Regions from separate parts of the Mus musculus genome. Here region 2 is linked to region 1. A link is a loop called in an ENCODE intact Hi-C map of the cell type or tissue named here. Cell type or tissue: left cerebral cortex. All regions are shown on one strand. Each heading gives the region's core, and the rest is flanking DNA. Links, peaks and the distances in the headings are about the cores only.

Region 1 (11,238 bases), core at 1,447-9,446:
TACTGGAGAAGAAAGGTGATTACCTTCATACCAATATTATCCAGCTACAAACACTGTGACCTACCAGTAAAATATATTGATGCAATAGTGGCACAAATGTTATGGGAGTAATCACCATTCTCTGATTGGATTTAAGGTCTGTTACATGAGACGGAACCCATACTTGACGATGCTAAAGTGGCCAGGAACCAGGCCTAAGGGAAAAACTAATACTACTATTCTGCCAAAGGAGCATACTAATAAAGTTGGCTCCTGTTGTGCTCATGAGTGCCTTGATTAACCTTTATCAGATTAGTTTATTCTCATGGTAGATACAAACTAACACATGCAGCAGTACCCAATTAAATACTTAAATTGATGATTATGGTGGTGGCAGCGCTCCTCGCGATCAGCCCCAATGTTCTAGATTCCTGAATGAAAGACATACACACACAGCATTTATATTTTGATATGCCTTAAACAGTTCAAAGGTTGGGCCATTTCCTATCCTCCACATGGTCAATGCACCTTCCTCTAATATTCCTGAATTACTACTCCCTAAACCCTGTATTCCATCTTTGCTGCCCTGGACCCAGTCAGGCAGCCCTCTTGGGGCTGCTCTTTCCTGGCTCCTACATGGCATGGCAGATCTCCTCCTTCCTTCTCCTTTCTCTTTCTCTCTAGTCCGGGAATCCTAAAAGTCCTGCCTCTGTCTGCCCTGACCAGCCATTGACAACTGGTAAATTTATTTACCAATCAGAACCAACTGGGGGCAAGATCCCACAGTCTTAAGTGTGGATATGTGGATTCTCATGCAAACACGTTTGGGGACACAAATTAACATAACATAAGCAGCATTAGGCCAAACTCACTCTATACCCCTCTTTTTGTCCAGTTAAGAAGGCTCTGTTCTCAGATATAAATTGAACATAATTATAACAATTATGTAAATTACAAGGCACGAGATACACTTATAACATCCAATCCATCATATCTGGCAATTTAGATAAAGTACTCTATTATCTATCCTAACTTAAAGAGTGTACAATTCTATGCCTGAATTATGTTTTGATTTTAACTTGCAATATCATCTGAAAACCATCCTTTCAAATCTAGATCATCTTCCTTAATGCTAAATAACTTAAGTTTGATTATGAGACTGTAACTGGTCTTCAGTCCCATCAGAGACCCAAGAAGAAAATAAATATTACTTGACTATGTTGGAAGCACAAAAATATAGCTTCCAAAACTTAAAGAATTTGCTGACTGCCTGGGAAATCCCCTATACTCCTCATAATGTTGTAGCAACTGTCTTCAGCTTTCTAACCTGGAACCATCTTATAGACCTTAAATGAAGCAGAAATTATGAAGGGGTAGCTTACCCTGTCTTGGCAGAGTTTAGCAGTCAACTATCCTGTAACCGTGTGTCCTTTACTGGACAGTATTTTTGTCTGCAGATGAATTAGGCCAATTCTTGCTCAGTGGCTACCCTGTCACAATTGGAGCAACTCCATATGGTAGTAGTGATGCTCAATATCTTCTTTGAAGTAGGATGGGGTTACTGTCAGGAACAGAGCTGTCTCCTAGTCAAATGTCACATTCTATGGATCTCTGATGCTTTTAAAGACGTATGTATGTATGTATGTATGTATGTATGTATGTATGTATGTATGTATCTATCTATCTATCTATCTATCTATCTATCTATCTATCTATCTATCTATCTACTTCGGAGGAGCTCCAAAATCTTTTGTTCTCTCCTGTTAACAAAAATACAGAGCCTCATTCCCAAATAGCATGTCCTTGGTCCAGCAACACAAAATTATGGAAAATATAGATTGACTGAATTTAGCAGCCTCCTTTTTCTTTAGACCTGCTTTATTTTGACCTCTCTCATGGAGGATTTGTAATAACACAATCATCAAACTTATAACTACCTGCATTTTGATAGTTAAAATAACTCAAACCAATTAAAGCAGTCTTAAACAATTATTATTATCCATTCATACAGGCTCTCTCCCTGTCTCCTGCCATTGTTCCTACATTTGAGATCAAAGACTTAAATTTATTTATTCATCCAGGCATACTTAAAAACAATTAAGCAATTTTCATTTATTTCTCCCTTCTATGGAGATGAATATCTCTGTAGATATATATAATTATATCACATCTCTTTATATGAATTGAATTAATATCCTTTCCTACTTAATTTCAATTAAATTCCCTTCTATTTACTGTATAAGCCTATTCTTAGGCTAAGAGTGTGTATCATATGTCAGGGTAAACAATTCCAGAATTTCCATGAAGCTCATGTTCAAAGAACCCAGTTGTTTATGATATCATTGACTTCTTAAATGTCTATTTATTTCTATTCTTCTTATATGAATGCAGGAGGCATGCAGCCTTGCTCTCTGCCCTCTCTCTGAGAGGCCTGCCTCCTTGCACAGCAGGGGCTCCCAGTACCTCTGAGTCTTAAGCTCTCTGAGGAGGCTTAGAAGCCCTTGAGAAAGCCTCAGGCTGGATCCCTAGAGTGCCACCAAATGTTGTCTGGGTCAGCTTGGGAGACATAGCCGTGTCCTAGCTCACGCCATAAGCCTCAGAATTATGGGCATCAGTTTGGCACATATTTTGTATTTTGTTCTAGTCCTGAAACCAGGCTGCTTGGGCAAAACCTGTGCAGCTCTGCTAAGAAACTAATTCTCCCCACCTCCTAATCTTAAGGGGAGGGCACGTGTATTCCATTCAGGAATCTCCAGTTAATTTCTAAGAGTTAGGTCTTGACAGGCACATTGGACACCATCTGTAGTAGAACTCAATTAAATAGTTTTAAATGGATCCCAGTGGCGGCCATGTTTCTTGCTACCCAACCCAATGTTCTGGGTTCCTGAATGAAACACACACATACACAGCCTTTATATTTTGATATGTCTTAAACAGCGCAATGGCTGGACAACTTCCTAACCTCCACATGGTTAATCCACCTCCCTCTAATATTCCTTTGTTATTACTCCCTAAATCCTATATTACATCTTTGCTGCCCTGGACCCAGTCAGGCAGCCCTCTTGGGGCTGCTCTTTCCTGGTTTCTTCATGGCGGCTGTGCTCTCTGCCCTGCACCTTCTCAGGCGTGGCTTCTTTCCTCTCCTCCTGGCATGGCAGATCTCTTTCCTTCTGCCTCCTCTCTCTCCCTAGCCCGGGAATCCTAAAAGTCCTGCCTCTGTCTGCCCTGCTCAGCCATTGGTTGCCAGCAACTTTATTTACCAATCAGAATCAACTGGGGACAGGGTACCTCAGTGTCTTACATGTGGACATGTGGATGCTCATGCAAACGAGTTTGGGGACCCAAGTTAACATAATATAAGAAGCATTAGGCCAAATCCACTACACATACAGAGACCAATAACTGGACAGTGTTTCTAACACGCCTACATTCGATGTCTTCATCAAAGTCTTGTAAAGGCTCGGGAATCTATGTGAAAGATCAGGCAGAAAGATTGTAGGGATCAAAAGCAATGGATGACTCCAAGGAGACGTTGTTGTCCAGACTGATGCGCATATGAACTCACACAGACGATAACCGTATGCACAAGGACTACACAAGTTCAATCCAGACGGGGTCTCACTATTGAGAGGGAAAATGGACACAGGATCACACCTAGAACCAAGCAGGTGTCAGCAATTGGTCCCAATTGGCAAAGAAGAATTATTATTTTTTCAATGGAGTCTCACTGGGTCTGTTAACCACACTTCAGGTGGTCTAGTAGTAGTTGGCCACACAAAATGACCTCAGTGATATCTCGTACATTTTTGTCTTACTTTGCTTTGTTTGGACATTATTTCTGTCTTATTGATCTTTTTCTTGTTTATTTTGATTGCCATTTGTCTATGTGCTTCTATTTCTTGTTTCGGTTTGCTCCATTTTTAAGGGGGGAGAACATAGAGTTGGCTCCGTAGGGAGGTGGTGGAGGATTTGGGAGGAATTAATTGAAGGAGCAGAAAATTTATCAAACTATCCTGAATAATAATAATAAAAAAATCCAGCAGATTCGCCTATAGGCAAGTCTGTAGTGCATTTTTCCCCCCTGATAAATGGTTGATCTGGTAGAACCCAGCTCACTGAATATGATGCCATCCTTGGGTAGGTGACAGGGTTCTATAAGAGAACAGGTTGAGCAAGCCATGAGGAGCAAGCCAGCAAGCAGCTTCCCTTCATGACTCTGCTTCAGTTCCTGCCTCCAGGTTCCTGCCTTGAGTTCTTTCTCTGACTTCCTTCAGGGCAAGAATGTGATCTGAAAGCTGTTAAGATACATTAAATAATTTCTTCTTCAAGTTTCTCTTTGTCGTGGTGTTTTATTACAGCAATAGAAGTCTAAAACAGTTTTGAACAGCACACCAATTAGGATTTGGGACAAAGCTAGTCTTAGATTGCCATCCTGTACTGTTTTTAAACAGTGACTAGTTTAAAAACCTGTATTCTTGGCGCCATCTAGTGGTGAAATTATAAAAGTGATTGCAACCACAGAGAAAGCTTTCTGGAAAGCACGGCACAGAGTCACATTATAAGACTGGGGTAAATATACCAACACTGAATCTGTTAATGCCCTGGTGGTATCACTCACTAACAAGCATTAGGAATTTTCAGGAAATCATGAATTCACATAATGATCACAACAAAGTGGAGAAATCAATCGGTTGGACAGCAGTATGGGTGAGCCCTCTGGGAGAACACAAAACAGCTTTTTAAATGAAATTGGCTGAGCTTTAAGAAAACACAGAGAAGCAATTCAATTCTTTACCCAAGAAACCTAAGCAAAACCAAATAGAAAATCTTGAGCTAAAAAATATACTAAAGAAAATTGAAAGTGCAGTAGAAGCTGTTGGTAGGAAGATCAAACAAGAAAACCAGTGAGATTGAGTATAGGATATTTGAAAACACAAAGCTGAGGGGGGGAAGTCGTGAACCATTTGTACCTCCCCTTATCGCATCACCCTGTTAAGATGGTGACATTTCACAGTGATCAGTTATGATCCAAATATGCTTCCGTCAGCCTCATCATCATAATAAGGCAAAATTCTTTATAGTAAAACAGGACTCAGAACACATAGCTAGGGTAAATCACTTAACAATAAATGAAGACATTGTAAGAAAGCCCAAAACCTAGGATACCCAAGATATAAGATACAATTTGCTAAACACATGAAACTCAATAAGAATGAAGACTGAAGTGTGGACACTATGCCCCTTCTTAGAATTGGGAACAAAACACCCATGGAAGGAGTTACAGAGACAAAGTTTGGAGCTGAGATGAAAGGATGGACCATCTAGAGACTGCCATATCCAGGGATCCACCCTATAATCAGCTTCCAAATGCTGACACCATTGCATACACTAGCAAGATTTTATCGAAAGAACCCAGATATAGCTGTCTCTTGTGAGACTATGCTGGGGCCTAGCAAACACAGAAGTGGATGCTCACAGTCAGCTATTGGATGGATCACAGGGCCCCCAATGGAGGAGCTAGAGAAAGTACCCAAGGAGCTAAAGGGATCTGCAACCCTATAGGTGGAACATTATGAACTAACCAGTACCCCGGAGCTCTTGACTCTAGCTGCATGTGTATCAAAAGATGGCCTAGTCGGCCATCACTGGAAAGAGAGACCCATTGGACAAGCAAACTGTATATGCCCCAGTACAGGGGAACACCAGGGCCAAAAAAAAAAAAAAATGGGAATGAGTGGGTAGGGAAGTGGGGGGGAGGGTATGGGGGACTTTTGGGATAGCGTTGGAAATGTAATTGAGGAAAATATGTAATAAAAAATTAAAAAATGGATAATTTTCTTGTTAGGGACCACTTCCCAAAGTTAAATCAGAATCAGATAAATAGTTTAAATAAACCTATAAACCACAGGGAAATGGAAATAGCCATTAAAAGCTTCCCAACAACAACAACAACAACAACAACAAACCAACAACCCAGGGCCATATGGTTTTAGTGTAAAATTTTACTAGACTTTCAAAGAAGAGCTAATGTCAATACTCCTCAAATTATTTTACAAGACAAAAACATTGCCAAATTTATTTTATGAGGTTAAAGTCACCCACACCCAGATGCACAAATCATCCAAAGATTCAACAAAGAAAGAGAATTATAGACTATTCCCTCATAAACATTGAAGCAAAAGTACTTTATAAAATACTCACAAACTGAATCCAAGAACATGTTAAAAAGATCCTACTACCATAATAAAGTAGTCTTCATCCTAGAGATGAAGGATGGTTCAACATATGAAAATCTGCTGATATTAGAGAAATCACCCAAGGAGCTGAAGGGGTCTGCAACCCTATAGGTGGAACAACAATATGAACTAACCAGTACCCCCAGAGCTCGTGTCTCTAGCTGCATATGTAGCAGAAGATGGTCTAGTCGGCCATCAGTAGGAAGAGAGGCCCCTTTGTATTACAAACTTTATATGCCCAGTACAGGGGAATGCCAGGGCCAAGAAGAGGGAGTGGGTGGGTAGGAGAGCAGGGTGGTGGGGAGGTGATAGGGAACTTTTGGTATAGCATTTGAAATGTATATAAAGAAAATATCTAATAAAAAAAGAAAATCTGCTGATATAACCCACCATATACCATCTGTTTTATTGATTTTTGTATTGTTCTTTCTATTTCTATTTTATTGGTTTTAGTCCCCAGTGATTATTTCCGGCCTTCCACTCCTCCTCCTCCTCCTCCTCCTCCTCCTCGTCTTCTTTTTCTTCTTTTTTCTTATTCTTTTTCTTTTTCTTTTTCTTTTTCTTCTTCTTCTTCTTCTTCTTCTTCTTCTTCTTCTTCTTCTTCTTCTTCTTCTTCTTCTTCTTCTTCTTCTTCTTCTTCTTCTTCTTCCTCCTCCTCCTCCTCCTCCTCCTCCTCCTCCTCCTCCTCCTTCTTCTTCTTCTTCTTCTTCTTCTTCTTCTTCTTCTTCTTCTTCTTCTTCTTCTTCTTCTTCTTCTTCTTCTTCTTCTTCTTCTCTTCTAGAGCTTTAGGGTGCACTGTTAAGTTACTAGTCTGAGATCTTTCCAGTTTCTTCAGCACTTACTGCTGTGACCATTCCCCACTGCACCACTTTATTGTATTCCATGAACTTGAGTATGTTGTAATTCATACCCAACTTGTTTTTTTTTTCAAAGACGTTGAAAAAAAGACAACATATACAATCATCTTATTAGATGCTGAATTAGCCTTTGACAAAATCCAATTCCTCTTCATGATAAAAGTCTTGGGGAGATCAGAGACACAAGAGACATACCTAAACATATAAAGATAATTACAGTGAGTAGATAGCCAACACCAAATTAAATGAAGAGGAATTCAAAGCAATTCCTTCCAAATCAGGAACAAGACAAGGCTGTCCACTTTCACCATATCTATTCAATACTGTAATTGAAGTTTTAGCTAATGCAATAAGATGGCTAAAGGAGATCAAGTGGGTACAAATCAGAAAGGAAGAAGTCAAAGTACCATTATTTGCAGATGTATGACAGTATTCATAGCTGTCTTTGTTATGGTTTTTATTGCAATGAAGAGACAATATGACCACGACTTATAGAGAAGCCATTTTATTTGGGACTGGCTTACACATTCAGAGGTTTAGTCAATTATTATTATGGCAGGAAACATGGCAGTTTGGAGGCAGGCATGGTGCTGGAGAAGTTGCTGAGAGTTCTACATCTTGATCCAAAGGCAGCAGCAGAAGGTTCTTTGCCATAGTGAGTGTAACTCGAGCACACGACACCTCAAAACCTACTTTCATAGTGACATACTTCCTCCAACAAGGTCACACCTCTTTTTTTATTGGATATTTTCTTTATTTATATTTCAAATATCCCATTTCCTGGTTTCTCTCAGAAAAACACCCTCCCCATATCCACTCCCCCTCCCCCTGCTCATCAACCTAACCACTCCCTCTTCCTGGCCCTGGAATTTTCCCTGCTTCTATGAGGGTGTTCCCCTACCTACCCACCCACTCCCACCTGCCTGCTCTTGATTTCCCCTACATATTGGCATCAAGCCTTCACAGGACCAAGGGCCTCTTCTCCCATTGATGCCCAACAAGGCCATCATCTGCTAATTATGTGGCTGGAGTGCTGCTGCCTATGGGTCCTGGAGTCTATGAGGGGGGGGTCATACTATTCAAATCACCATAACAATCAAACCCAAAAATCTACCAGGAAACTCCTACAGCTGATAAACACCTTCAGTGAAGTGGCTGGGCACAAGATTAACTACAAAGTAATCAGTAGACCTTCTACATACAAACAACATATGGGCTGAGAAAGAAATCAGAGAAACAACACCCTTTTCAATAGCCTCAAATAATATAAAATATTTTGGGGTAACTTTAACCACGAAAGTTAGAAAATGAAAGTTTTTGTATGACAAGAACTTTAAGCTTTTGAAGAAAGAAATTGAAGAAGATATCAGAGAATGGAAGGTCTCCCATGTTTATGGATTGGTATTAACATACTAAAAATGGCCAACTTATCAAAAGCAATCTACAGAATCAAAACAATTCCTATAAAAGTTCCAGCATAATTCTTACAGACCTTGAAAAAATAATATTCAATTTCATATGGAAAAACAAAAACCCAGGATAGTGAAAATCTTATATAATAAAAAGACTTCTGGAGGTATCACCATCCCTAATTTTAAGTTCTACTACAGAGCTATAGTAAGAAAAACCACATGGTATTGGCATAAAAACAGCCAAGTTGATCAATAGAATCAAATCAAGGCCCAGATGCAAATCTATATACCTATGAATATTTGATTATTGATAAAGAAAACAGAATTATACAATGGAACAAAGAAAGCATTCTTGATAAATGGTGCTGGTGTAACTGGATATCTGCATGTACAAGAAAGCACATAGATCCATATTAATCACCCTTCACAAATCCAAGTTCAAGTGGTTCAAAGACCTCAACATAAAGCCAGATGTACTTTTTTGTTTGTTTGTTTGTTTTGTTTTTCAAGACAGGGTTTCTTTGTGTTGTCCTGGCTGTCCTGAAACTCACTCTGTAGACCAGACTTGCCTGGAATTCAGAAATCTGCCTGCATCTGCCTCCCAAATGCTGGGATTAAAGGTGTGTAGCACCACTGCCTGGCAAAACCAGATATACTTAATCTGATAGAAGAGAAAGTGGGGAATAGTCTTGAACACATTATCACAGGAGAAAAGTTCTGAACAGAACAATAGCTCAGGCATTGAGAGTGACAATTCATAGTATCTCATGAAACTGAAAAGTTTCTGTAAGGCAAAGGACAGCATCAATAGGATCAAATGGCAGCCTATGGAAGGGGAAAAGATTTTGACCAACTCCACATCTGACAGAGGGCTAATTTTCAAAATTTATAAAGAATTCAAGAAACTAGACATCAATAAATCAAATTATTTAATTAAAAAAGGTGTACATATCATAACAATTCTCAACAGAAGAATCTCAAATGGTCAACAGACACTTAGAGAAATGTTCAATATCCATAGCCAGCAAATTAAAATGGCTCTGAGAGTCCATCTTATACCTGTCAGAAAGGCTAAAATAAAAACCACAAGTGACAGTTTATGCTAGCAAGGATGTGGAGCAAGGGGAACACTCCTTCACTGCTCATGGAAGTGCAAACTTTTAGAGCCACTTTGGAAGTCAATATAGTGGTTTCTCAGAAAACTGGAAATTGATCTGCTTAAGACTCAGCTATACCATTCCTGGGCACAAACCCAAAGGATTCTCTGTCCTACTACAAATGTACATGCTCAACTATGTTCATAGTGGCTTTATTTGTAATAGACAGAAATTGGAAACAACCTAGATGTTCCTTAACTGAAGAAAGTATGGTATATTTACATGGTAGAATGTTTACTCAGCCACTAAAAAATAAGATCATGAAATTTGTAGGCAAATGTAAGGGACTAGAAAAATTCATCCCCAGTGAGGTAACCCAGACCCAGACAAACATGGTATGTACTTACTTATAAGTGGATATCAGCTGTAAAGTTAAGGATAATCATGTTACAATCCATAGACCTAGAAAGGCTAAGAAACAATGAAGGCTCAAGGTATAATGCAGGAATATCTCTGGGAAGGGAAAATAGAATAGATATTGAGAGAATCCTGGGGACAGATGGCAACAGGAACAAGAGGAATTAGGATGAGGGAAGATGGAGGAAGACAGTACTTGGAGAGACAACTGGGATTTGGGGCACTTTGAGGGGTGAGGAAGAAAACCAGTGCAATGGAAACTGCCAGGAATCTAAGAGGGTGACCCTATGTCTAGTGAGTGGGCATACGGAGCCTATAACCAGTCAAGGTTTCCAGTGGAGGGATTGGGACACCAACCCAGCCTCAAAACCATGGACCTACAATTTGTCCTGCTGGCAAGATGTGCTTTTGTAAAGACTGCACAGAAATTGGTGGAGCAGCGAACTGATGACCAGTCCAGCTTGAGAACTATTTACTAGAGGTAGCCTACCCTTGACTGCCTGGAGAGCCAGGAACCAGAGGTTTGATAGCCCAGACACCTAGGATATAACCAAAGATAACCAGCAAAAGAAGTCTATAAAATGGTTTCTAATGATATTCTACTATACTTTTAGACATGACCCTACCATGTGATCAAGGTATGTTATATATATGTATAAGAAAGTCACAATGAAACCTATTATTCTTTGCAACTAATAGTAACAAAAATTACATAGTATTCATGTACCCAAACATTACTTAGTATATCCAATTCATATATGTTATGGGTCAGTTAAAAATAAGTAAAAATTAGATCTCAATACTTCTGGGAGGCAGCTTAGTCAGTATTTGAAGTAAAAAAAATTAAAATAGAAATTATGAAAACAAATGAGCCATGTTACATTCTGGAAAAAACAACATCATCAACAAGAAAACAAATACATGAAAAGAAAATAATCAAATATAAAACCTAGAATAAAAATGAGAACAAAATGGCTGAAGTTCTAGAACCTTCCAAACACAGATCAGCTTAATCTGAAATGAGTAATTTTAAACAACCCTTAGTAAAGATAGAACATCAAAAGAAGCAAGACATAAACACAGGATGTGGTTTTTTTTTTTAATAAAAGACACTATGCAGGAAATGTATAGAACAAGTCCAATGACATGAATTGAATCCCTAGAACCCATATGGTAGAAGGAAAAAATGGACTCTTGAAAGTTGTCCTCTGACCTTCATACATGCACTGTGGCACTTTCT
Region 2 (11,238 bases), core at 2,216-10,215, 240 kb before region 1:
CCAGACCTTCGAAATGAATTTTTAGATTTTGAGTTTTGTTTGGTAATTTTACTTTAAAATTACTGCATTAAAGATGTAACTCCATGGTAGTTTAGTATGAGAAGTGAATTGTCTTCTTCGAGGAATGTGTATTGAGTACCTACTGTATACAAAGGCATGTACAGAGCTAACAGAATACATTGCCACACTTTTAAATTAGTTTAATTAGTTTTGTAAGATCTTTGAGGAAAGGATTTTCTCCCCAAATATACTTAGGAAATAACACCTATGCCATTTAGAAATTTATAAAACACATCAGCAATATGTTAAAGGACTCTTAAATCCTTTTGCAAAAGTAGCGATTTAACATGACAGTTCTCCAAAGTGTGCTTGATTTGGCAGCCTTTTTTCTACTAGGTGTTGTCTGTGTTTCATGAAATATGTGAAGTACTTTCATTAAGATCACTTTTTTGCAAATGTTTACTGAAAAGTTAGCACATGAATGATTGTGATTTAAATACTGATAGCATTTTACTGTCGTTTTTTGGGGTAGCCATTTAAAGATCGATGTGAGTGGTTCTATGAACATCTGCACTCAGGACAGCCGGACTCAGACATGGTCCACAGACCAGTGAGTGAGAACGATATCCTCCTGGTTCACAGAGGTACGTGTGTGTCACAGAGACACTGATAGGTGGATAAGCCGCAAAGTGTTGTTGTTTTAAGTCATACTATATTACAATTAACCAGTACTACATATTTAGATTCTATTTTTAGGAGTAGCTGTGAAATTGTATCAAAAGCAAACTGTGCAAAGCTAAAGCAGGGGATTGCTGTACGATTTCATGGAGAAGAAGGCATGGTGGGTATAAACTATAACTCACTTTAAAAGTTGAATGCTTACCTGAGAGTATCACTTAAATTTTGTTATTATTTAAAATAAAAAGACTAAATATCGTTTATTTCTATTGTTGCTAAATTTGGTTTTCTTCAATTCAGGGTCAAGGCGTTGTGCGTGAATGGTTTGATATTCTGTCTAATGAGATCGTCAACCCTGACTATGCACTGTTCACCCAGTCAGCAGACGGTGAGTGTGTCGGCTGGAGCTTGTCTGTGGCTGTCAGAGTCCTCAAACTGTAGCAGAGAATTTGATCTTTGTTTCTTTGAATAGCCCTGATGTCTAGGTGGGTGTTCCCTTGTCACAGGAGAAAACTGAAGTCAGAGTGTGGTACTCATTCACATAGCTTTCTTCTGATCATTCGGTTTTCAAATGCTTGTCTCAGGGCCTCAAAAGTTCTCTTGAGAACCTTAATATCTATTCACTTTCAGGATTGTTTGTTTCTGTCTTTGACTGCCCTCCTGTACTATTATTTTTCTTTAACATTTTCTTTTATAAAATGGTAGTAGATGGACTTTAAATACATCTTTATTTGGAAACAGAATTTTGCTAACCCTATTTGCATTTCTGTTGTAAAATCATGAAAATCAAAGTCTATCATGAAAATCAAAGTCTATCAATTGTGATGTCCTTCTTACTGGCTTTATTTTTAGTCCTTTTAGGAGATCAGACTCGGGGAACTGAGAAGCTTGTACATAGCCCTGAAAGCTGATGGACCCTTGTGGAAATGGTTCTTACAGACTATATAAAGATAGGATTTGATATTGTAAACTAAATACTAGTGGTTACAACTCATTTTGGGAGGTGTTTTTGAGAATTATCTAACTTAATAACACATATTTGAAGTGAAGGTGGGGCTGAAAAATACTATTTCCCCAGTGTTTGAAAGAAGAGATTATCTTTCTAATTACAACTGTTGACGGCTGCAACTAATGAGCAGCACATGCCTGTGTAAGGAGGGTGAAGGGAGGCACGAGTGGGGAGGCACAGGCTGTGGGTGTGCAACTGTGCGCAGTGTCTCTGGCACACCTGCAGTAATTAAAGTTACTCGGGGATGTGGGACTGCCTGGTTCAACCTTTGATCATTTTCTGTGAGGCAAATTTGGTGTTTGTGATTTTTATGACAAGCTTAATAAAATACCAAGCTTAATTACATAGACATAATTTTTTAAAGCTAGATCCAGTGTATTTTAGTCTTCTTTTCTTTATAGTTCCTTATTCTGAGTCAGTTTAGTTGCATATGTGGAGTCCTTAGGTGTACTTCCTAATGGTGAGGGTGACAGCTGTGTGTGGACTCACACACTAAGGTTTTGATTTGTTATTTCTGTAGTTGATGTGAGTTTTCTTGGCGGTGGCGGGGCAGGGGGTCATCATAGTATTAGTAACTTAAAACTCAGGGAAATAGTCCCCGTTGTAGGCTTGATTGTCCTGAAGGGATTAAATTCAGGATTTAAGAATTCATGATGTGGGGAATGTTAGATAAACCCAATATTTTATAGTATTGCAAGATTATTTTCTTGTCAGATTAAGATCAATATACAATGTAGTTTAGTGGTTAAGAGTTTGGCTTTTGCAGTGATGGCAGGTGTGAATCCTGGCTCTGGACTTTCCTTTCTGTGAATATTGGGACAGGAACTTAACCTTTTTGAGCTTCAGATTTCTCATTTAATAATGATGATAATCTGTGATTTAGAATAAGAATTTCGTTAGTTGATACATGAACACAGCGCAGCCCCTGGCACATGGAAAATGTGAAGTAAATTTTAGATGTTCTTACTTTTATTTTCAGAATATTTTCCAATGTAGTAGGGTTTCCCTCCTGAAATGATGTTCACTATTTCTTGAAAACATTTTTAATAAACATATTTTACTTGAAAAATAACCAGTTTTTAAATTTTTTACATTGTTAAAAATTATTAATTATGTTTATGTATGTGGGTATATTCATGCGAGTGGAGATGATTATGGAGGACAAAGGCACTCCCTGGAAGCTGGAGTTAGCAGACATGAGTGCTGGAAACTGAACTCTGATCAGCTGGCAAAGCAGGAAGTTCACCTTACCACTGCACATCGCTCCAGACCCAGTTAAATGGTTTTTAATACTAGAACTTAAGCTAGCTGGGTCCACATACATTTTTATTGTTCTAAGTAGTTTTTGAATAAAATTACTTTGCTGAAGAATTTTGCCTATGTGCTAGTTTTAATTTTTTTAAATCTATTCTTTTTAAGAACCAGCATTCTCAGGAACTCAGTAGATAGTGGAGGAATATACAGAACTGGGAGAAGAAAGTAGAGTCACCAAAATCTTTGCTGGTTCATCTATAGTCCAAGTATTATCACATACGTAGGTAAAAGTATGGCTATACTCATACTATCTTTTGGAGTTATGGTTATGTTTGTCTTTGAAGTCTTTTTTGGCTGTCAACATCTCCTCTTGCCTTGCGATAGGAAATCATTACGAGAGGCAATTTAGAGTGACTGGTGTGTTTCACATGTCTATTCATCATTCAGTCACAAACAAGTTTCCAAATCTGTTCCTTCGAACCTAAGTAAACAGCAGTTTAATCCAGCCTTGCACTAGCAAATCAAAAGCCTATGAAACAGCAAGTATTCAAGGTGTCTAGACACTCATTTTCTAATACCTGCCCAGTTTTCTTTGGTGCTGTTTCATTAATTTTATCAGTTTGTCTTTGTTTAAGCCTTGTTTTTCAAATAGTAGTGTAAAGCACAAACTCAATGTATATTCTGCTCTATGAACAAATGAATTTGTAATTCACGTCAATGGCCAGAAAAAGTATTGAAGGGGAGTTAAAGTCAAGGTGTGGCTTTAGATTTCACTATTTTGCTAGGTCTTTTGGAAGTTAGTGTGTCATTTTGTCTTTCTCCTCCTCCTCCTCTTCTTCTTTGGTAAAATATAAAATTCACCACTGAAGACATTTGAAAGTAGATCGTTTGTTAGCATTAAGTCCTTTTGCTATGCTCTGCAGTCATCACCAAGTCTAATTCTGGGGCTGTCCCACCAGCCTGAGGAGAAACTCTGTACCTTAGATTCAGCTTCCTCTACCACTAATTTATTGCGCCTCTATTCTAAATTTGTCTATTCCATATAGTTCATAAAGATGGACTGTATCACGCTACTACATAGGTTTGAGTGATCATATGGTTGCTGTTGTCACTTTCACATCATTGGTAGTTGTTTAAACTTGATTATTTGCCTTTTGAGAGTAGGATGAGTTAGGTGGGCAGAGTTCCCAGTCATTAATTGGTATTAATAGGCATCACATTCAGTAATCAAATTACTTAAGAATGGTTCTTTTCATAGTTTGTGTATCTTAATATGCAACATCTAGTGAGTACTGGGCATGTACAGATGAATGAAGCAGTGTCTGTCAGATTTATAGCTGAGTAGTTACTGCCACAGTTCCTAGAAAAATGTTTGCATATGTGTATGATCTTTTATTGTGTTTACCAGGGACTCTTTGGTGTCAGTCAGAAGTATTTTATGACTTCCTCTCAAGTGTGAACTGATGATCATCTTTTATACTTCCAATTCTACTGTCTTTCTGTAGATTATGCAAAGAACTGCATGCTGTAGTCTGCATAATGTAACCATAGCCATGCTGAGTGAGTTACATGTGAATAAAGTTACCTGCATTGGAATGTTCTTTTCTGCATATAGATCTTACTGTCCTCTATTTATTTCAATAGGAACAACTTTCCAGCCCAACAGCAACTCCTATGTCAATCCTGATCACTTGAACTATTTCCGGTTTGCTGGACAGATCTTGGGGTTAGCTTTGAACCACAGGCAGCTGGTCAATATTTACTTCACACGATCATTCTACAAGCACATTCTCGGTATGGATGTACCCTCACTTCTGAAGACATTTACATTGCTTTCCTTGCAGCTTTTAGAGAGAATGGATTGGATAAGTGCCAGTTTTGCCATTTCTGTTGAAATAATTACTGCTCTGATAAGAGACCATCTGTGTTCCTAAAGTATCTGGGGGCTAGAGGGAGAGAAAAATGCTCTACCTTTTTTTAAAATCACTTTTTTTTTTTTGCATTTCCATTTTAGTGTGTATGTGTTTATACAAAGCATCCATTTTTTTATGCATATACCTAAAGTAATTGGCAATTCTGAAGCTTATAACAGCTTCCTAAATAGCTGTTTCAAAGAAAGACAGCATTGTAAAGATGAAGAAGGAACAGCAGCTTAATTTAATGGACTTCTAAATTTAGAAATTAGCATCCATTTTAAACATGCTGCAAATTTGATTATATTTTGTGGTTTTTCAGAGTATCTGTAGAGGGCAGCATTTCACCATTAAATCAGTAAAGGGAAGTCAGAAGTGCCTATATTGTAACTGCTGTCTTTTCAATTTTCTTTTTAGGTATTCCTGTAAATTACCAAGATGTAGCATCTATTGATCCTGAATATGCCAAAAATTTGCAATGGATTTTAGATAATGATATTAGTGACTTGGGTCTAGAATTGACTTTTTCTGTTGAGACTGATGTATTTGGAGCTATGGAAGAGGTGCCTTTAAAGCCTGGGGGTGGAAGTATTCTTGTGACACAAAATAACAAAGTAAGTATCCAGATTTTTGCCTTAGTCATTCTTCATAATGGCCCTGATGCCAGTTTCTCTAAATTATTCCAGCATTTGCTAGAAAAACTTACTTTGTCATTTGCAAGTAGATGAAAGTACTTAAGTTAAGCAAACTAGCATATTTAAGACTTGAGTTAGAAAGAATCATTTTAGTTTAGTACTATGATGTGTTGGTTATTTACATAATTTAGACTACTGTTTAGCTGATTGTATTAGTTAAGCATTTGCATTTTGAAAAAGTTGATTGGAAATGTATACTAAGTGATGGTGTTATCATCACTTAGTTACTCAGTATTGTATAGTTTAAAAGTTAGATATTCACCAGAAACTTAGGATACCCAAGATATAAGTTACCATTTGCAAAACACATGAAACTCAAGAAGAATGAAGACCAAAGTGTGGACACTTTGCCCCTTCTTAGAATTGGGAACAAAACACCCATGAAAGGAGTTACAGAGACAAATTTTGGAGCTGAGACGAAAGGATGGACCATCTAGAGACTGCCATATCCAGGGATCCATCCCATAATTAGCCTCCAAACGCTGACACCATTGTATACACTAGCAAGCGTTTGCTGAAAGGACCCAGATATAGCTGTCTCTTGTGAGACTAGGCCGGGGCCTAGCAAACACAGAAGTGGATGCTCACAGTCAGCTATTGGATGGATCACGGGCCCCCCCAATGGAGGAGCTAGAGAAATTACCCAAGGAGCTAAAGGGATCTGCAACCCTATAGGTGGAACAACATTATGAACTAACCAGTACCCCGGAGCTCTTGTCTCTAGCTGCATATGTATCAAAAGATAGCCTAGCCGGCCATCACTGGAAAGAGAGGCCCATTGGACTTGCAAACTTTATATGCCCCAGTACAGGGGAACGCTAGAGCCAAAAAGTGGGAGTGGGTGGATAGGGGAGTAGGGGGGAGGGTATGGGGGACTTTTGGGATAGCATTGGAAATGTAAATGAGGAAAATACCTAATTAAAAAAAAGTTATTCAAAATTTTTTTATTTGTATGTATGTGATATCTGCATGTATGTGAGTAGGCGTGTCTCCAGTGTGGATGCACATGGAAGCCAGGTATTGGCAATGGGTTATTTTTCTCAGTTGTTTCTTGACCTTTATGGGTAGGGGCATTTTAGCAGTATTTATTGACACTTAGTGTAACTACATACTTTAGTGTGACAGTTGTCTTAGAAACTTATCCTCTGGGGACACGTGTATAGGTGCAGGTGTATGTAAAAGTTCTCCACAGAAGTGGGTGTGGTCTGAGAAGCAGGTTACATACTGCAGTTGCTGTGTGACATGCTTTCTAGAATACCTTGCTAAGTGAGAGAGTGAGTGGCCAGGGAATGTGTGAAGTAAGTGCAAAGCTCTGTGGAGGGGCATTTACTCACTCATATTTACAGACACCTACAGACAGGCCCGCAGTGACACAGGGGAGATCTTCAACGAGATCCTTCCTGTGTCTCTTGAGTCATTGACTCAATCCTGGTTTTGCTTGTTCTGCCTTATTTTTCCATGAGAGGCAGGCAGTATCTCTCATGAACATCATTTTGTTCTACACTGCCTGGCCAGTGATTCCCGGGGAGTCATCTATGTGTGTCACCTCAAAGGCTGGGGTTACAGAGGCACACCTCTGTTCTTGCCCTTCACGTGGGTTCCAGAGATCTGAAGCTGATGTATCAAACACGTTACTCCCTGAATCAGCTTCTCCGCACCAGGTTAGAGAGTCTTAACACAGAAAAGAAATCTCAGTGTTAAAACTTTGTATGTGCTTTTATGTTCCAGTAAATCCTACCTCTTGATTTCCTATGTATATAATACACACATATATGATTTGTTTTTATTATTATGTTATATATTTGTGGTATTTGTTTTAAAGTTGACTTAAAAATCAATGACATTTAATATTTTACATTGCTGTACATATTAAAAATGTTACAGACTATAGATTTATTAAAATGTGTAATATTTGTAAAAGGCTCAAAGACATGGTCACATTTTTAAAAAGTACCTTTATTCTTCGAGAATTTCATGTGGCATATTTTGATCATATTTTCTCACTCTATTCCTTCCAGATCCTCAGGTTTTTGCCCCCTCTTGTTTTTTAAATAGTTCACTGAGATCAATTTTGCCATCTATTTAGTCCTTTACTTCAGGGTGTAGGGCCATCTAGTGGAGTGCGGCCCACCCATCAGGAGCCGTATCCTTACAGAAGACTGATTGCTCCCACCTCACTCCCAGCCCCCAAAGCCATCAAGCTACAATAGCTCCTCAGTTGGGTGGTGGCTCATAAGCCCATTTTCATCTGTATTAGAACATTGGTTGGCTTGGTCTTATATAGGTCTTCTGCAGGCAGATACAACTGCTGTGAATTCATGAGTATAGTGGTCCTGTCATATCCTTAGGAAATGGGTTCGATTTGATTATACCTGCCCTATGGCTCTTACAATCTTTCTGCCTCCTGTGATTCTGCACCTTAGGAAGGGGTGTGATGTAGATGTCCCATTTTATGGCTGAGCACTCCACTTCCACTAGCTGAGCACCTTCACCATTATGAAGTTCCATGTTAAACACCAGCCCCTGAACAAAGACTTCTCTGATGAGGCGTCAGAGCTGCACTAGTCTATGGGTAGAGAGTGATGTGGAAGTTAGAGGGAAGTTTGATACTGTACCCATTTCGCAAAATAATGTAATAGGTTCATTCGTGGGGCCTGTGAGCTCCCCAGTGATGGACTCTGCCAGATTTACAGAAACCAGGCGTGTGTTTCCTTCTGTGGAGTGGACATTAATTGCAAGCAGAAACTGGTTGGTTGCCCCCATGACATCTGTCCTAGTATTGCACCTGTGAGCAGATCTTGTCATGCTGGTATTATTACAGTTTGCAGCAAGGTTCACAGTTGAGAAACACTGAATGACTCTTATCCCCCAGGAACACCTTCTACTTAGCACCTTCTAGTTTTGTAAAAGCTAACCAGCAAGAGGGAGTCAGCATAAACTTGATTTCGCTGTGTCCTGTGATCAATGTGTATAGCATCTTCAGCTCGGGCCTTAGGTAAAACCAAGAGCAATTACCATAGCCTGTATTGAAAACACATCTCAAGGGCATATTTGACCATAACTTGAAGGGAAGTATCCAGTTCCTTGCATTGAACTCTTTATTTGTCAATTATGGCCACATTTTAAAACTCATTGTCTTCAGGATTCTACGATAGAGAATTGTTATTAACGTTTTTGCTAAGTGAAAATCATTCAAAATGATTTTGGAGGGGATTGTAGTCTAAAAAGTATGTCCTTAGTTTCACATAATTATGAATTGAAAACTTTAAGCTTTATGTATTTTACTTACATAGAAAGATCATGTTCAGTTATAGGTAATAGAATGGGGAGCTGAGGTTGTACTTATTTTTATCTTCCATGTGGATTTATATACAAGACATGGATGCCTAAAGAATGAATGGTGATCAGAGTGTGATGCCATGAACATGGTGGCTGCAGTCGGCCAACTCTGGGACATGGTGGGCGATTGGGTAACTCTGGTCAGTGCCGGGTGAGAGAAGCAGCTGTTTCAGTAGTGCTCGTACCCACAATTCAAGGCAGCTGGCCATTAGGGCAAGTGAATGCCGTAGCCATGGCTTACCTCTCCGGGATATGGAGCCCACAGACCCCAGCCCCACCAGGGCTTTCATCATGTATGTGCTGCTGGCTGGGATGACTCTGGACATTCAGAAAAGGTTCTGATGTGGCTGTCAAGGGAGGTGTGGCCCTGCTTCTGGGCCTGTACCTGGCCACTGTAGGCAGTGAACTGAGTACCTTCCACCTCTTGACCTACAGTGGTAACAGGTGGGTGGGGGTGATCCTCAGTGTGCTCCCAGGGCTGCTCTTCAGCCTTGATGCCTATTCTGTGGCCCTGGCCTGGACACCACCCGTGCTATGTACTTCATTGTGCATTCGTTGCTGACTACAGCCTTGGACCCTGATAGTGTGGGATGGGGGCAGTCCTCAGCAACATCTTCCCTTCTCCCTGACCCCAGAACAGCCACTTTCCAGCCCCTCATCATATACTGGCTGACCTCCCATTTGGTCTGGTGACCCTGGTCACTGACCCGGGCGGCACTGATTTTTCCATATATTGACGATTTGGTTTCCTTGGTGGGTGGGTAGGTGGGGAATGAATGGCAAACTGGTACCAAAGTCTAAGCCTCCTAAGTTCTGGTTCAGTGGCCATCATCCTGTGTGCAACAGGAATGATATTGAAGAAGAACTTTAATTTTTAAAAATATAATGACTCAAGTCCTGTTAATCTATAAGTCAAATTAGTAAAGACATGAAAATAATAAACTACTTGTATTTTTAAATCTATATGAGCTTAATGATTTAAAAAATTAAATTTACCATTATTATTGCTTATGTGATGTGTGTGTAGGAATGTGTACCTTCCATGGTGCGTCTGTGGAGGTCAGAGGACAGCTTTGCAGAGTTGGTTCTCTCCTTACGCTCTGTGTGGTTCTCAGGGATGTCTGGTTTGTGCTGCAAGTGCCTTTGCCCTCTGAGCCCTCTGAATTGTAGGCTTGTCCACCTCGCATCACGTTACTGCTTTAGTTCATACTGAAGGCCTACACTCAGTAGGACTGAAGCAGAGTCTTTGCTAAACGGGTGAGGACATTTCAACAGAACCTGCAGGCATTAACCATAGCTCTTAAATACGGACACTGCACCTGCTGAGTAGGTCCACCGCTCCTTTCAGATACATGTAATGTGACAAAGTAGACAGATCCTTTCATGCAGCTCTATGCTCTTCAGCTCTGGGAATGTGAGCATCTTCTAGTAGCCCCTTCCACTCATACATGAGTTTTATTTAGAGTTCCAAAATATTTATTTTATTATTTTGCATTTATGTCTTTTGATCAAAGTGATACATTAAATGATAATATGTTCATGTTGAGGGGGCCATTCATTGGGAATGTGAATCTTATCCAAGGTTGGAATACTGTGGTAATAAGGACCTCAAAACAATTTAACTAGTTATTTGGTTGCTTACAGAATTTTGGCAAAATGGTACCAAAGTCTAAGCCTTTGTGATTAGGATTGGGAATCGCTGTTAATAACATAGATCAATCATTAGTATTAGTATAATCTTTTTTTTTTTTTTGAGATAGTGTCTTTTCTTTTTTGTTGCTGTGAAGAGATTCCATGGTCAAGGCAATTTATTAAAGAAAGCATTTTAATTGATGGCTTGCTTTTAATTTCAGAGGGTTAGAGTCTGTGCATCATTGCAGGGTGATGGCATCAGGCAGAAAGCAGGTACAAGAGTAGTAACTTAGAGCTTGCAGTGTGATGTGCAGTTGGTGTGTGTGTCTGTCTTTGTGTGTGCCTCTGTGTGTCTGTGTCTGTCTGTCTGTCTGTCTGTACTGGGGATAGCTTGGGCTTTTGGAACTCAAGGCCTATCCCTGGTAACATACTTCCTCCAACAGGCCATACCTCTTAATTTGTCCTAAATAGTTTTAGCAACTGCAGACTAAACATTAAAATATAAGAGCCTACGAGGCCAATTCTCATTCAAATCAATTTTCTGGCGTATAATAGGCTAGTCTTCAACTAACCGTGATAGTCCTGCCTTCCCTTTTTTCTGTGTTAGCATTACAGGTGTGTGATGTCACACTTGGCTGATATGTAAAATCTTTAAGGTATAACACTTCTTAAAGGAGTCATTTGCCTTAAAATTGATACTAGCATTCACAAAGCAAAG

Evidence for each region. Hi-C counts contacts between places; a loop is a spot of excess contacts. Peaks named below come from ENCODE experiments on the same cell type or tissue, not always from the same donor. Only the 100,000 strongest peaks of a DNase experiment are listed, where the experiment ranks them.
Region 2: it touches region 1 in a loop (9-fold over the local background); 26 of 42 quality-filtered maps call a loop at or near these places.

What each region holds. Positions count from the first base shown.
Region 1 is chr10:45,912,668-45,923,905 of GRCm38, forward strand. No RefSeq gene overlaps it. Among named protein-coding and RNA genes, the nearest start is that of D030045P18Rik, 110 kb to the left of the region's middle. In left cerebral cortex, for the core only: a CTCF peak has its summit at 4,477 (motif pointing left); a DNase peak (open chromatin) is centred at 4,455.
Region 2 is chr10:45,671,796-45,683,033 of GRCm38, forward strand. Hace1 (HECT domain and ankyrin repeat containing, E3 ubiquitin protein ligase 1) reads left to right here. Exons shown (of 24, transcript NM_172473.3): 15 at 533-644; 16 at 744-841; 17 at 979-1,066; 18 at 4,586-4,735; 19 at 5,272-5,468. Among named protein-coding and RNA genes, the nearest start is that of Hace1, 100 kb to the left of the region's middle. In left cerebral cortex, for the core only: a CTCF peak has its summit at 5,187 (motif pointing right); DNase peaks (open chromatin) are centred at 5,217 and 5,450.